2 separate regions of the Mus musculus genome follow, and region 2 is linked to region 1. Evidence: chromatin contacts called from ENCODE POLR2A ChIA-PET data. All regions are on one chromosome and are shown on one strand. The core of a region is the stretch at or near the end of the contact, and the rest is flanking DNA. Distances in the headings are between cores, read along the strand shown. Region 1 overlaps Dhx57 (DEAH (Asp-Glu-Ala-Asp/His) box polypeptide 57). Region 2 holds the start of Morn2 (MORN repeat containing 2).

The links. ChIA-PET counts read pairs that join two places held with the same protein, here RNA polymerase II (POLR2A).
Region 2: POLR2A ChIA-PET joins it to region 1 with 56 read pairs in embryonic stem cell. The contact joins the promoter of Morn2 here to the enhancer-like site in region 1. POLR2A ChIA-PET finds 5 or more read pairs at or near these places in 4 of 5 experiments (Patski and embryonic stem cell).

What each region holds. Positions count from the first base shown.
Region 1 is chr17:80,252,316-80,257,288 of GRCm38, reverse strand. Dhx57 (DEAH (Asp-Glu-Ala-Asp/His) box polypeptide 57) reads left to right here. Exons shown (of 24, transcript NM_001163759.1): 14 at 1,641-1,737; 15 at 2,851-3,024; 16 at 4,002-4,202. Among named protein-coding and RNA genes, the nearest start is that of Gm52289, 22 kb to the right of the region's middle. Within about 2 kb of position 1,893, at least 1 of the 3 ENCODE cell types and tissues checked has a DNase peak (open chromatin) inside an H3K27ac peak, as active enhancers do.
Region 2 is chr17:80,287,553-80,292,525 of GRCm38, reverse strand. Morn2 (MORN repeat containing 2) reads right to left here and starts at 2,314. Exons shown (of 5, transcript NM_194269.2): 1 at 2,189-2,314; 2 at 148-201. It overlaps Dhx57 (DEAH (Asp-Glu-Ala-Asp/His) box polypeptide 57), which reads left to right and starts at 2,050. Exons shown (of 24, transcript NM_001163759.1): 1 at 2,050-2,470.

The DNA.
Region 1 (4,973 bases), core at 644-3,143:
TTGCTAATGCATTATCAATAGACTGGTGGCTTGGTTTCATTCCAAAGAAAAATATATTTTTAAAACAAACATTCCAGCCAGAAAGAAATTTTAGAAAATTACCAAAACTCACGAGGCATGGTGGCACATGCTTTTAATCCCAGCCCTTGGGAGGAAGAGGCAGACAGGTCTCTGAGTTCAAGGCCACCCTGGTGGACATAGCAACAGGCAGTTCCAGGTTAGCCAGGAATACACAGTGAGACCCTGCCTCACAAACAACAACAAAACAAACAAACAACAACAAAAGAATCAGTGATATATTTGTGAATATGAGAACTATTCCTGACAGGTGGCCAAGCCATGAGGGAGGAATAGATAACAATAAAGTAGACAAAAATAGACAATTTCCTATCTATCTATCTATCTATCTATCCATTGTCTTACCACTCTTAAGTTGTGTGTCAATTTAGTGCAAAGGAGCGTGGAATGGATCTGAGGCCAGAAAATGAAAGTCTGTATCAAGGCAGGCAGCTTGCCAGTGAAGGCCTAGCCAAGGGCTGAGGAGTGTCTCCTACTGATGCCCTTCCTATGTAGGGTGCTTGTGAAGGCCAAGTGAGGTAATGTGTGTGGAAAAAATAAAATTCCTGTGCTGTTTGGCCCTCCTCTGTTTTTGTGATGGTTTCGACTCCTTTCCTTGTTTCCTGAGGAGAGTGAGACATGACGGTAGGTAATGAGTTCAGGAGATGTGTTTTACATCCATGCTGCACAGCTGGCTGGCACAGGCACTCTGCTTCATGTGTGAGCCTGAGGGGACCTTAGTGAAGAGGTTATGTGCCTTCATGAATGAAGCACAAGAGGAAGCTGGGGATGGAGGCTCATGCCTGTAACCCAGTACATGGGCCATTGAGGCAGGAGACGCTACATAGGCTAAAGGACAGCCTGAACTACCAAGTGAGATTTGGTCTCAGCAATCTACAGAAGCAACTATTGGGGAAAGACTGCGGTTAGGACAGAAACATGCTATAATCTCTTATTGTTGCTTATTTTCTTTAATGGACAATATTGAAGGTCCTCAGTGATTAATAAGGCATGGCTAGTTAGTATACTGTCTCTTTCAAATGTGTCTAAACCTTAGATAACCAGATAAGGCCACCGTTATAGTTTCTGTTTCGTTTTGTTTTGTTTTTATCATAGCCAGTAAAATGTCTGATCTCATTAACAGAACAATCTTCTGGTCTAAAAGGTTACTTTCCTACAGTAGAAACAGATAACGATGGCCCGGTCCTGAAGTATGCTTAAGAGCTTAACTGGGTCTGATGTGTGCAAGGCATTTGCTTTGGTTCTCAGATGTTTTGGAACACACATGCACACACACGCACATACACAGAGCTTGGCTTGTGCTTCTTGTATAACTTAAGCATGCTTTTCTATACCTCAGTTTTCTATTGGAAAGGGGTAAGACTATTTTGTCCTTATTAAATCAGAGTATATACAAAAAATGTGATTTCATATTCATTTAAATACTGACGTTTTCCAAAGAAAAGCTGATAGTGAAAAGTTACCAGATTGTAGGTTTAAAAACAATCTTGTGACCTCTGTTAGCTTTCCTTGATCGTTCGTTCATTTGTTTGTTTGTTTGTTTATTCGTTCTTTATTCCCAGGCGCTGTCCTTGTGTTCTTACCAGGGCTGGCAGAAATCAAGATGCTTTATGAGCAGCTACAGTCTAACTCTCTTTTCAACAACAGACGCAGTCACCGGTAAGCCACTTGCTTTTTATCTGCAGTCATACACTGCAGCCATCGCTGGAGATGAAGAGCTGGAGGTCCCTACGGGCGGCCGGCCTCACCCTCCTTAGACTGTGATGTCACCTCGCAAGCATGCGATTGTTTATGCCAGCTAGAAAGGGGAGACCTCTGTGCTCCAGGAACTGTTCCTGCACTCCGTCAAGGACAGACATTTGTCTTCACTTATCATAGTGACTCAGCAGAGCTGCGTGCAGTTTCAGTTGTCCGATTTCTGAGGAGGGAGAGCTGGAGCAAGCCAGCATTAATTCTAACAAAGAAAGGCTGCCGTTTTGAGAGATCACTGGATGTGCCGTCACATAGGAGGGCAAAGCTAGCTAACAACTTAGCAATGACTGCCCTAGCTTGCATCACACTTCGCCCCCCTTTCCCTGGACTTAAGGCAAAAGAATATTCTTGGCTGGTTAGTTTGTTTTAGTCTCGTTACTTATAAAATATCATTCATTTATTCCTCTTGGTGGTTTACTACTGAATAACCCCAGAACGCTTCCCAGGTCGGTACAAGGTTTTTGTTTCTGGAAGACTGTATTTTATGAGAACAGAAGGAGCCCGCATACCTTGAAGAGCTAAGCCTTGAAAGCTGTGCTCAAAGCTGACAGATGCTGTCTTGGGATTTCCATTGATGAGAAGAGACACCATGACCATGGCAGCTCTTATGAGGGACAAGAGTTGACTAGGGCTAGCTTACAGGTTTAGAGGTTCAGTCAATTATCGTCATGGTAGGAAGCATGGCAGCCCCAGGCAGACAGGGTGCTGAGAAAGAGTTGAGAGTTCTATATCTTCACCCAAAGACAGCAGGAGGAAATGTGTCTAGCTCTCACTGGCCTGACTTAAGTATACAAATGAGACCTCAAAGCCCCACCTCCACAGTGACAGACTTCCTCTAACAAAGCTACACCTCCAATAAGGCCACACCCCCTAATAGTGCCACTTCCCATGGGCCAAGCATATTCAAACCGCCACAACTCTTGAAGTCATTTAATTAATTTCAGTAGAACTGTACCCAGCAAGGTCGGTCAGTCTCAAAGGCTCATGCCCGAGTCCTTACTGTGCTGCACTTCCTTTTAGATGTGTAATTCACCCGCTGCACTCATCATTATCCAGCGAAGAGCAGCAGGCGGTGTTTGTGAAACCTCCAATGGGTGTAACTAAGATTATCATTTCCACCAACATTGCTGAGACGTCTATAACCATTGATGATGTTGTGTATGTCATCGATTCTGGGAAGATGAAAGAAAAGAGGTAGGTGAAGTAACAGAGGGACTAACCTCTTTTAGGATAACACGGCTCTTAATGGTTACTGCCACGGTGCTCTAAAGGAATATTGTATGTGGTTCCATGGCCAGCGTCATGAATGTGAAAGTCAAACACGGATGCACAATCACAAGCAATGGATTCATTTTCCCAGGTGACTTTTCCATGAGCTTGGATGAGAAGGAAATGGCTAAAGCAAGTGTGTGTGGTGTCTGACGGACCTAAGTCATCACAGCAGTAATTACACCATGGTCCCACAGTAGACCGGACCTAAGTCATCACAGCAGTAATTACACCACGGTCCCACAGTAGACCAGACTGTACAGCTCAGGAATAAGGTGGAAGATCACTTGTCTGTGCCCCGTCGTCTTGACAACATTCTTAAATGTAGCTCAGTAAAGCACTTGCAGGAACTATGCTCAATCCCCAGAACCACACTTAAGAAGGAAGGAAGAGCCGGGCAGTGGTGGCGCACGCCTTTGATCTCAGTGCTCAGGAGGCAGAGGCAGGTGGATCTCTGTGAGTTGGAGGACAGCCAAGGCTACACACAGAAACCATGTCTCAAAAGGAAGGCGGGGAGGGAGGGGGAAGCTGGGAAAGAGGGAGAGGGGAAGGGGAGAGAGAGGGAGAGAATGAAAGAAAGAGAAAGAAGAGAAAAGAAAGAAAGAGGGGAGAGAAGGAGGGATTGAAGGAAGAAAAGAGAAGAGAAAAAAGAAAAAGAAAAGAAAAGAAAAAAGCTAGAGGTGGCACCATGCACTTGTATCATCCGTTCTGGGGAAGGAGAGACAGGAGAATCACTGATGTTCACTGGTCAGCCAGCCTACCCCACTGGGCGAGTCCCAGGCCTGTAAGAGGGACCTTGTCTCAGAGAGAAAGACTAATGGAGGGGGTGGAGAGAGATAGTGTCTGAAGAATTACTCATGCACACAGAATCACTCAAGCTTGCATTTCCTTTTCCTTTCCAGATACGACGCAGGCAAAGGAATGGAAAGTCTAGAGGACACGTTCGTGTCTCAGGCCAACGCTCTGCAGAGGAAAGGCCGAGCTGGCCGAGTCGCATCAGGGGTCTGCTTCCACTTGTTCACGAGCCACCACTACAACCACCAGCTTCTGAAGCAGCAGCTCCCAGAAATCCAGCGAGTGCCCCTGGAGCAGCTGTGCCTCAGGTTATGTCCCAGTGGGCCCCCCTCTGCTTGCCTGGGCCCCGCTCCTCCTCCTATTTAAGTTTCATGATCTTTTTCCTAGCAGGACATTGTGCTGAGAGTAGAGTGCATGAAGTCACCATTTGCAGAAAGCACATCAGTGTGGCCCCCTCCTCCCATGTAACTCTGCACACAGAGACTTTCACATCCTCAAGAAGACATTTCTAAATTAGGAAAGTAACTTGACTTGCCAGGGACTTCCTGCCAGAGGACACAAGTATCACAGTATGCCAGGGAAAAATCTACAGCCTCATTATCAGTTAGAGAAAAGTAAACAAAACTTACAACACCATTGTTAGCTAATGAACAAATGTCATAAAATGGGATTTAGTAAGTAGTTGAACAGATTCAATATTATATGAGCTAAAGAATTTTTAATTCAATGTTTATGAAAAATTGCTTGATGATATAAGAATTGCAAAATATCCATACTCTTTTATCCAGTTGTTAACTTAAAAAGGGAAATAAAATAACCAAGGCTACAGTAAGGCTTAGTTGTATAGAGCTCTTTTTAAGTGCTATGCACGGTGGTCAAGCCCTCTGCCCCGTGCTCTAATCCACTCTGGCTCCTGCCAGCGTAGTTCATCATTTATTCCTTCTTACAGTTTCACTACATTCGTCACTGTCAGGGCATGGCTACAGGGAAATGCCTCAAGAGAGAAAGCCAAGCACCAAATACATGTACTTTAATGACAGACAGCTGTCTTATTTGAGCTGATAACACCAAAAGAGACT
Region 2 (4,973 bases), core at 1,065-3,564, 35 kb before region 1:
CAAGATAGCATTACTAGAAAGAAAAGTACTGTGATATTTCTAGAGAAAAATTTGAAAACTTTCAATTAAATTTTTCATAGAATTGAAAAAAAAAGGTTTTATAAAACAAATTTCCTATATGAAAAGATAATTAAGATGCATGCTTACCGTATGTGTCTCCATTTGGAAATATAAATTTGATCTTATATACTTCTGACGAAGCTTTAAGAGATTGAGGGAAATAAAGGTAAGTTTAAATAGTTTAATATCATGAGACCCACAGCACATGTGCTTTCAGCAGGATTCCGGTAAATTCTCTTCACACAGACACACTGGCATTTCTACTGGCTGGTGCAGAGTCCTGAGGAAATAAATTATCTTCCCTAGATGGCCTATTTTAATTTATTTTGTATGATTTTATTAGTACAAAGTTAACTTTTTTTTTTCAGTCAGGCAGTAGTGGATGCTTTAACAATGCTTATCAGATTACGAAATCTGCTCACAGTGCCCACTGCAGCTATGCTGTGCTCTCCCGGAGGCACGAGCGTCTTCTTTGGGTAGAAACAGATTCTACCTCAATGTCTCATTCTTACTTTTGACTAAAAGGATGAACCTATGTAGGCCATGCAGGCTAGTGTCCAACTCTGTAGATGGCCCCTCTGCAAAGTCTGTCTGACTTCTTCTCATCCTTAAACTCCTCTGGTTCCAGGACTAGGGGTCTTAGTAAAGCAATGCTTATGTGTAGTTAGTCACCTACACTAAAATAGGGACCATAGATCGATGAAATGTCCTCCCACCACCTGACTCGGTATTGAGTACAAACAGAAAATGCTTATCTAGGGAATGAATGGCTCTTGAGACAGAATCATTAAACGCCTACTAAGCAGGACACTACTAAACACAACTGATCATACAGGAAATGAAGCAGTCCTCAACCGCTCTTCAGATTTCCACGTTTGATGAGCATAGTCTTGTACGGCTTTATCTCGGGGAAATGTTTCCCCTTTTTGGTTTTCAGGGTTTTTTTTTTTTTGGTTTTGTTTGTTTGTTTGTTGTTTCGTGAGAGTGTAATACTTTGAACACTACTGAAAGGAATTCCTATCTAAAAGAGTGCACTTCTTTTACAGAGCTATGTCACACCAGCATTTGGCCCTCTGCTGAAAAAAGTAAAAAGAAGTCTCAAATGCCTTTTTCGCCCTCTAGTGTTACAAATGTGGGGGCAGCACTGTATCATGTGAGTGTAAAATATCTCCTACCTGCTGCATGATATGAATTGGTAGCTTTATCAAAGATGGTTCCAATATTACTCAGGATGTCTTCTTTACAGATGATTTAAAAGCTAATTATATGTCTATAATATACATACATATATATAATATACATATAATTATATATGTACAATACACACACATGTATGTATATGTGTATACTTATATACATATATATATTGTGCTGGTACCCTAATGGTCACAGACCTGTGCTGTTTCTAGTTGTTTGGTGGTGTTTTTCTGTTTGTTTGTTTTTAAGGCGAGGCTAGACGTCTACAATTTTGTTCAGATGACTACAGGACCTGAAAAAGCTGTTGTTATTACTGATGCATAACATACTATTATTGCTCTTTATACATATACATAGATATATATACATATATAAAAATATATACACATATATAAATATATACACATATAAACATATACCTATATTTAAAATAATATTAATATATTATATGTTAATATATATTATATAATATATTAAATATGTATATATATTAAACACACGTTTAATTTTTGAAAACTGTACTTGTGTTTTCAACCATGTTGAGTTGTCATTGTACCAAAATCAGCAGCCATATTAGTCTAGAAACATCAAGCTAATTTCTTTTCCATTTGTACAGGCTTACTTCACTGTATTACATAGGTAAAACCTTATCTGTGTGAGTTCGATTACAGAAACTAATATTCTCTAAATAAGGGGGTGACGTTTCCACATTCAAATTTCTGGATTATGTGAGTTAGCAGGAACCTCTGCCATTGATCTGGCACCGTAAAGGAAACAAATCCGGAGTGATAGGCACAGCGAACCCACAGACTCGGGGGCCCACGCTGTATCTCCGGATCCCCCGACGCCGGGCTGTCGGTGCCCCTCCACCCCAGAGTGGATGCTGCGGCTGGCTCCGGGTCCATCAGCTCCCGAGAGGAAGCGCACTCACTTGATGGAGACGTGAAGGACAGGCTTTCGCGACTCTGCGATTCCCCTAGGCTCGCCAGCTCGGCAGGCTGGAGGGAGCTGGGCTCTAGGACAGAGCGGGCCTCGGTTGCTGGGGCGACCGGGCGACCTCTCACCCGGAAGCAAAAGTGCAAGAAGCCAATCAGAAGACACCTGGGCGGGGCGGCTGCTGCGGGTGAGGTCCAAGAGGGAAGCTGAACCCAGCCCGGACCCCGACCCTGGGTGCCGCCTCCTGAGCTCCGCAGCCAGCAACGCTACGAGCCAGGTACGGCCTGACGTGGCATGTGCGGGGCCGCGCGGGTTCGGGGTTGCCAGGCCCGCCTGCCGCCTCCCCTCTCTAGTGATCACATCCGAGGACCATGCAGCCCCTATGGTCCTGCCTGTCAGCCCAGGGGCAGTGAACCTGGACCTGCAGAATCCTGGGGAACCCCGGGATCTGCAGTCGAGGTCGTCCACACCCACGGCTCCGAGCAAGGTTGAAAAGGAGGGGCGCCAGCCCCATTTCCTGTCTGTGGCTCGGTGGCGACCCGAGGGGCTGTTTGGGGAAAGGGTTGGAGAAGATGGATGTTGAAGAAAGGAACCTTGCATGACTAGGTATCTGAATGGAGCTGGGGGAATGTATAGTGGTCAGAGGTTTGCCTGGGAGGCAAGCGGTGTGGGTTCAGTTTTCATCACCTCAGCTTGACGATGCTGTACGTGGGAGCCAAACTTGGGTGTGAAACAAAGGATCCTTTTAGAGCCAAACTTGGATCCAGTGTCTATGGTAAAGAAAGATGAAATCTTAGCAGGCTACATAGATAGTGGGATTCCTCCCTGCGGACTAGATAACCTAATTTGTATTCTACAGAAAACGTCTGGGGAATGTGATATCGGATGCCGCTATAATCGGTAAATCTTGGTTCAGATTTTTGCGTGAAAATTACAGCTCAAGTTGAAAATGTAACCTTTTCTGGGTTGGTGTGAGGCAACTTGTTTTAAGTCAGTACAGAATCTTCTTGCCTTTTTTTTTTCCTCAGCCATTTCTCAATGTATGAATTGACCCCAGCTGGGTGGTTTGGGTGGTAAGATGTTTGATGTTTTCCTTTCTTCCTACGTAAAAAAAACAAAAAGACAAAAACCCGATATGCAGCTGGGCGTGGTAGTGCACGCCTTTGGAAACAGAGGCAGATGGATCTCTGTAAGTTTGAAGCCAACCTGGTCTACAAAGCGAGTTCCAGGGCAGCCAGTGCTATTTACACAGAGAAACCCTGTCTGGAAAGACATAAAGGTGGGGGGAGGGGGGTGGGAGAATGCGATTATTGAAAATTCAGTTTGTGCCATTCCTTCAGTCACATGTTAATCATTTCATGTCATTATGGTTTTGTGAGTGTATGTATATACTGCTGTCCTTTGGAGAGCTCGTGGTTGGGGCTCAGGATGTCTTGCCTAGTGGGGATCTAGGGTTAGAGAGTAGTTAAAATAATTGAGGGGTGTTGTTTGTTAGTTTGTTTTTGTTTTCTAAGACAGTTTCTCTGTGTAGCCCTGGCTGGCTTGGAACTCACTCTGTGGACCAGGCTGGCTTCCAACTCACAGATCCACCTGCCTCTAAAGGTGTCTGCCACCACTGCTTGGCAAGTTTTACACTTTAAATTGAAAGAGGACATTATTTGTGTTTTTGTTTGGTTTCTCTATGGTGTTTGGCCACTTGTGGGGAGGGGGGGTCCCACTCACCTAGGAGAAACTGTCTTTCCTGATTCTAGCTAATGACCCACCCACCAGGGAATCTGCCATTCGTATAAAAACTAACCAGTCTTGGATTCAAATCTCAAACCACCACCTTTATCTACCACTCACAATGCAGCTAATACTGAAGTCAGGTACCACAGCAAAGAAGAATCAGTTACCAAAACATTTGTTGAAAGCTTTACTTAAACACACACACACACACACACACACACACACACACACACACGGCATTCCACCAAAGCCAGAGTAGCCTATTTAGTATAAATGTTCTGCTCTGTTTACACAAACCAACAGTAAAACTTCTGAGGAGCTAGCATTCTATCTCAAAGTCTCCCTGACACAGGCACTTCCTCCTGCCCCTCATAGCCACAGCCAATGGAGTTTCGATGTAAACACCCTATGTCTTCCTCCCCACCATTTTTAAGACACTGCATTTCTTTTCTCTAACCTGAACGACTGTAATAGTTGCCCAACTGAAACTATTATTTCCTTCTGTGCACTCTGGCCTCATCCCAGCACCTGGCCCAGGGCGCTAATTGATGTTCCGAGCTTGAAACCTTCGCATCTGTCATTGCTGCTGCTTGGATGTTCTCTTCACAAGTATTTCATGGCTCACTTTCTCCACCTATTCATATATCCACTCATAGGTTATTGAGTGAGGCATTCAGCAACTACTCTGTAATAGCCTTGTTCTCTTAAATAATTTTTTTTGTTAGAACCTTTTTATCTTTTTTTTTCCATTTTTTATTAGGTATTTAGCTCATTTACATTTCCAATGCTATACCAAAATTCCCCCATACCCACCCACCCCCACTCCCCTACCCACCCACTTCCCCTTTTTGGCCCTGGCATTCCCCTGTACTGGGGCATATAAAGTTTGCGTGTCCAATGGGCCTCTCTTTCCAGTGATGGCCGACTAGGCCATCTTTTGATACATATGCAGCTAGAGTCAAGAGCTCCGGGGTACTGGTTAGTTCATAATGTTGTTCCACCTATAGGGTTGCAGATCCCTTTAGCTCCTTGGGTTCTTTCTCTAGCTCCTC